2 separate regions of the Homo sapiens genome follow, and region 2 is linked to region 1. A link is a loop called in an ENCODE intact Hi-C map of the cell type or tissue named here. Cell type or tissue: GM12878. All regions are shown on one strand. Each heading gives the region's core, and the rest is flanking DNA. Links, peaks and the distances in the headings are about the cores only.

Evidence for each region. Hi-C counts contacts between places; a loop is a spot of excess contacts. Peaks named below come from ENCODE experiments on the same cell type or tissue, not always from the same donor. Only the 100,000 strongest peaks of a DNase experiment are listed, where the experiment ranks them.
Region 2: it touches region 1 in a loop (2.6-fold over the local background); 3 of 110 quality-filtered maps call a loop at or near these places.

The regions. Positions count from the first base shown.
Region 1 is chr6:14,874,105-14,877,015 of GRCh38, forward strand. LOC105374945 (a long non-coding RNA gene) reads right to left here. Exons shown (of 5, transcript XR_007059473.1): 3 at 1-2,166. Among named protein-coding and RNA genes, the nearest start is that of JARID2-DT, 370 kb to the right of the region's middle. RefSeq lists enhancers at 1,669-1,738, 1,759-1,818, 2,601-2,911, 2,882-2,911. In GM12878, for the core only: no CTCF peak of the experiment used is centred there; a DNase peak (open chromatin) is centred at 1,777; H3K27ac peaks cover 1,390 bases.
Region 2 is chr6:14,659,998-14,662,908 of GRCh38, forward strand. The region is part of intron 1 of LOC101928354 (a long non-coding RNA gene); the gene reads right to left. LOC102724463 (a long non-coding RNA gene) reads left to right here. Exons shown (of 3, transcript XR_926514.4): 1 at 1-1,853; 2 at 2,212-2,324. Among named protein-coding and RNA genes, the nearest start is that of LINC01108, 380 kb to the left of the region's middle. RefSeq lists enhancers at 1,198-1,277, 1,368-1,487. In GM12878, for the core only: no CTCF peak of the experiment used is centred there; a DNase peak (open chromatin) is centred at 1,374.

The sequences.
Region 1 (2,911 bases), core at 232-2,731:
ATTTTGAATCTTTATGGGTGGTAACTTGGAGGGGGGCAAATAACTATCAGTCAAAGGCTCATTTGTAAAGCTTGTTAATGTAGATTCCTCTGGTTCCATCTCCAGGCCAATAAGAGTACAAAGTTGCCTTCAGTGGTTAACCTTTGTTCTCTCCGGGAGGAGGGGTGGCCAGGGTACCTTTTGTCTTTGTAAATCTATGTCCTGCTTTTAGGTAACCAGAGGGGAAGATGAGAGCTTTCCTGCATTTGCTTCTTACTGCCTTCAGCTCAACAACCCTTCAGATATTGGAGAAGCATAATCCAGTCCCCCCCAGCAGCTAACTGGAAGCAGAGAAAATGCCTTGAATCATAATTTTTCTCCCTTTTCCCTACTCAGTGGCAAGCAACTGACCATTCTCTTAATCTCTGTGTCTCTCAGAAAGGTAATAATCTGCTCACTAAAACCTGTGGTTTTAGCTGCTGCTTTAAAGCAAATATTTCATGGATAAAGGAAAAATGAGGAATTATGTTCACCACACATCGTCCTTGATTTTTCTCTGAAATTATGGGAAGGAGAGCAGATATGGCATCACATCTACATCATTCAAGAACTTTACGTATCTATTTGTTTTCTAGTATGAGCTGCGCAAACTTCCCCAGAGAGCCACTTATTAATACTCCATTCGCCACAGAGAATACAAGCAAAGCAGGCCAAAGTTGCCATGTCTGATGCAACTTCTTTTAGGGTTGAACCAAGCGCTGATACCTCCAGGAGTCTCACAGTTCAAGCCACTGAAGAGGGCCCAGTGAGGAGAAAGCCCTTCCTTTTTGCCGCCAGCCTTGTATCTTTCCTTTGAAATCCCTAGGCCTTTCTTTCACTTGGCTGGCTGCTACTCATCACACTTAAATTAGAAAACCAAAGGAGAAGGGAGGGTATGGAACTTTTGTGCAGAAGGACCTACAACACTTGGGGGACAGATGGATGTTGGAAGAAAATAATCACATGCCTTTTTTTTTTTTCTTGAAATTGGGTCTCGCTCAGCTGCCCAGGCTGGAGTGCAGTGGTGCCATCATGGCTCACTGCAGCCTTGACCTCCAAGGTACAGGTGATCCTCCCTGAGTAGCTGGGTCTATAGGCGTGCACCACCACACCCAGCTAATTTTTGCATGTTTCATTAAGATGGAGTTTTGCCATGTTGCCCAGGCTGGTCTGGAACTTCTGGGCTTAAGCAATCCACTCTCCTCTGCCTCCCAAAGTGCTGGGAAGACAGATGTAAGCCTCCACACCCGGCTCACCTGCCCTCTTAAGCATGCATTTCTGAAGTTTGCAATTCTACCTCTGCGTCATTCCATCTGTTTGAGGCACTTTCTTTGAGTGGGGGCTGTAGAGGATGGGGAAAGAAGACTCAGGGACCATACCCAGGGATGGTAGTCTTAGCTCTTTGGAAATCGCCAGAGCTGATTTGCTGACTTGCACAATCCAAAGAGAAGCGTTTGATGATTTGTATCCCCATCTCCTCTGACATGACTATGGGAAGTTACATAAAGACTTCTGAGATGACGGTGCTACCAATGTTTTCCACAAAAGCACTGGGTTTGGCCATAGTTATGCTGATAAAAAGGCTGAGACATGGAGAAATATCACCACTGTACAAAAGGTCATTTTATCCTTGACGTCCCCAGGCTTCCCAGTGAGAAAGAACAGCAGTAATCATTCATATTGAGTCTCGTTTTTACTCAGCTACATCTTACCAGGCCTTCTTGAAACTGACGTGGACTCTCAGCATGGAAAGTTCCAGACTTAGGGTTTGTTTTCAAAAGAAACCAGATCTGCAGGCTAAGTAATGAAGTGTTAGGCCACAAAATACATTACCTCCCAGGAAAGCCCCTTAAACTCAGGCAAAATTCTCTCTTTATTTACTCACAGTATTTCACCAGAACTTGAAATTGTTAAAAAGTCTCTAACCAATGACACCACAGGAATGGCCCTTGGACAAGTTCTTGGTCAACCTCTGACAAACAACAGGGTGGACAGAAAAGAAAAAAAATGCACAAACCTATTTGCCAGGCCAGGTGAATGATGAGGTTTTTGTTGTTGTTGTTTCCATGTATTTGGCAGATGGTTACACCGTCATTTCTCTTCCTTTTAAAAGCTAATTCCAAATTTTCCTCTCTAGCATCCTATCACCTGAGGAAGCATGAAGACTTCAGGTGGGGGAGGAATTCAGCACCGATCGATTTTCCTTTCCAATTGGTTTTTTTAATGCAATTGATAATAACCAAAGACTTAAAAAGCCAAAAAGAAACTAATTTCAAAATGATCTCATCTTTCCACCTTGAAGACATATCACTTAATTGGAGACTCTCAAACAGAACCACACATCTGTTAACATTCCTGCATTTCCTCTATTGATTACCACAGGTCATTCCATTAATAGGAAATGGGCGAGCCAGGATATCACACTTTAATTTTTATATCATAATAGCTTGAGGATTAAGAGGAGGCCCATTTAGGAAAGGAATCACCCCAGGAAGGGGCAATTAGGAAAAGAGCAAAAAAGAGTTATCTTGCTGACCTTATCTCTATTAATTATGGAAAGTTCTCTCTCTCTCTCTCTCTCTTCAATTTTTATTTTTCTTTTTTTATGGAGATGGGATCTTGCTATGTTGCTCAGCTGGTCTTGAACTCCTGGGCTCAAGCAGTCCTCCTGCCTCAGCCTCCCAAAGTGCTGAGATTATAGGCATGAGCCACCGCACCCAGCTTCTTTCTCTGTCTCCCCCAGTCTCTCTCTCTCTCTCTCTCTCTCTCCCCTCTCAAGAGCTAATAAAACTAGTAAACAGAAAAGCCAAAGAAACTTAGGCTGCTCATGAATATTCATCTGAGGAAGGCTTCTGTCAATAAGGTGCATGGTGGGAGCTGGATTCTTCCCCTC
Region 2 (2,911 bases), core at 176-2,675, 210 kb before region 1:
GGCTTAGTCCTCCTAGGGGACAAATAACATTCTAGTAATAACTCAGGTGATTAGGGAAGCACATACATTCTTTCAAGATGAAAAGTCACTCTTTACAGCACTATTTGCTAACAGATATAATTACTATCTGCAATTAACTGATGAAAAACTATGGGGAAGAAAGAGAATGGATGTGCAAGTGCCTAGCCCCACCCCAAGACATAACTCTCAATACATGTTTACATTATGCAAATCTTAATTGGTATTGAAAAGTCAAAGACAAAGGCGGAAACAAAACGCCTACTTGCTAAGCCAGTGAAATTCATTTCATTAAGCAGCCTGGTTTTCCACATCAAAATATAAATGTGTCTTGCTCCAATTAGTAGATATCATGCAAAAACAAAAGAGTTCAAAATATTTGGATATATACTTTTGTAATTCCTTCATGCAATAAATATTTACTGAGCAGTTGTTATGTGCAGGCAACGGAAGTAAAAAGATGAATGAGCTCAGGATGCTAAGAAACTTGGAGTCTGATAAGAGATAAGGAAAAATTTTTAAAGGCAGTTATGGTATAGGAGCATGCAGGCAAGTCACCTAACCCAGTCTTGGAGGGTAGAAAAGGTTTGAAAGGAAGTGCTATTGAAGCTGAAGCCTGAAGCTAGTCAGACAGGTTGCAATAATCTAGAAGAGGAAAGAAAACAGCGAGAGCATAGGCAGGAGAAATAGAGGAAAGTCATCAAATTAGAGATTTAGGAGAGAAAATCGACAGAATTTTCTAATGGCTATTCCCTTGTGTGTTACAGATTATGATACAGAATAGAGAAGAGGAGCAAATGCAAAGATGATTCCTTTGACAAGATGAAAAACGGTACTCTAATACACCTGCTTTGTAAGTCTCTATTTTCACACATAGCAGGCTTGTTTACAGCTGGCTAAAGATCTGCTGCACAGCAGCACTGACCCCACTGCATTCTTTCTACACCAATAAATTTCCTCTGCTGCCTCATTCAGATAGCCTAGCTGCTGTTTAGAGTGAAATTCTTCCACCTTCAAGCAAGAATCAGAGGTTCTTTCAGGCTTCACACAATAATATGATGAAGAGGCACGCTGAAGGTGAATAAACACTAATTTGTTTGCGTGTGAATAAGGCATCATTTATGTAGCAACTTCTACAGATTGGGTACTGGAGATTTTTCCAAAACGAATAATGCTCCTGCTTTTGAGCTTACAATGTAGTAGGAAAGATAAACAGAGTGTGATAAGTGACATCATAAAGGCACAAACAAATTCCTGTGAGCACAAAGTGGAAAGCCCCTGAGCTGGAAAATAGCACTGAGGTGGTTTCATGAAAGAGGAAGCAGCAAGGCTGGGCCTTGAAGAACGTGAAGGAGTCACCCAGCTAGAGAGGGCAGGAGGGTGTTCCACGAAGTACAAACATCATGAACAGAAAGTCAAAGAGTGAAAGTGAAGGGAGGATTGGGGAGCAGTGAACAGACAATGTGAGAGAGCTGCGGCACCATGGAGAAGAGTAATGAGAGGGACATCCTGAAGGAAAGACAATATGAAGGACTGTCGATGCCAAAGAAAGGACTTTCAGCCATATGCACGCAATGGGGAGCAATGCAAGATTGTCAACCAAGAGACTGAGGTGACCAGATCTGCTTCACAGCAGCAGCAGCAGCAGTGTACATGGAAGATTAGAGGACCGAGAGAGATGCATGTCAGGAAAATCAGCTAACAGACTCTAAAATAACTAAGACTTGAGAAAGATCTGGATCAAAGCTTTAACAGCAGCAATAAAGAAAAAAGAAGAGACATTTCTGTAATCAGATCTAGAAAAGTTGATGACCCCCAGGATAACAGCCATGAAAGTGAGAAGTGCAGGACACAATGGTTTAAGCTTGGAATCTCAGCCACTCCGAAGTCGCTGAGGCAGGAGAATCACTTGAGCCTAGGAATTTCAGGCTGCAGTGAGCTACCTACAGTTGTGCCACTGTACTCCAGCCTGGGTGACAGAATGAGACCCTGTCTCTTAAGAAAGAAAAGAAAGAAAGAAAGAAAAGAGAATAAGAGTGTCTAGGGTTTCTAACTTGGCCATTTTATCGTTAAGGGAGATAAGTCAAGAATAGGAAAAGAATGTGCATACTGGGGAAGACCATGTACACTAAAAAGCAGAGCTTGTCATCTGTGCTGACTCCTTTTTTCTTCTTGTCTTCTCTACTTCTCAAGGTGCTGCTACCACAAACATGAGGAAACTTCTGTTAGGAGTTCAACCTTCAGAGAGGACAGCTGGCAGTGCAAGATGGTGACAGCCCTGCAATCAGGAGAAGAAAGTCATGAGAGTAAGGAATGATGGAGAGGGATGAGAGCGTTTTCTAGGATTTGAAGAGTTAAGAGACTCTGAATAATTGGCAGGGGAAGCTGGGATGGAGAACAAAGTAGGAGAAGAATCATTTGCTGTGAACTCTGTATTTGGATTCCATTTTTGATGATCTTTGAAAATGGGAATAAAGGATTTGGGTTATTTTTAAATTCCTTTGGAGGCTAGACAGTTTCCCTAAATTCAGCATTCCCTTTGAAACTAGACCGCATGAGTCTCTGGTTTGTGCAGGGTTACCCTGGGTCAGAGTTGCCTCTAGAATAAGCAATGGGTAAGTCCTTGAGCTGTTGGAAGCGCATGGAGTGCCTGACAGTCTTCTGCACATTAGGCATAGGGGACCCTTTTGGGGGAAGAGGATGAAGAATAGGAGGGGTGATGGGAGCATGTTGGGTTGTGCCAGTTTAAAGAGAACGTGAAAAAGATAAGCAAGCAAATGAGGCTGCAAAAGAGGAATCATGGGAGAATGAGGAAAATTAAGTGATCATAGCATCCCTGAGGTCAAAAGAGCAGGGGTTTCAGGGAGAGTGCCAGGGCATTAGTTAATACAAA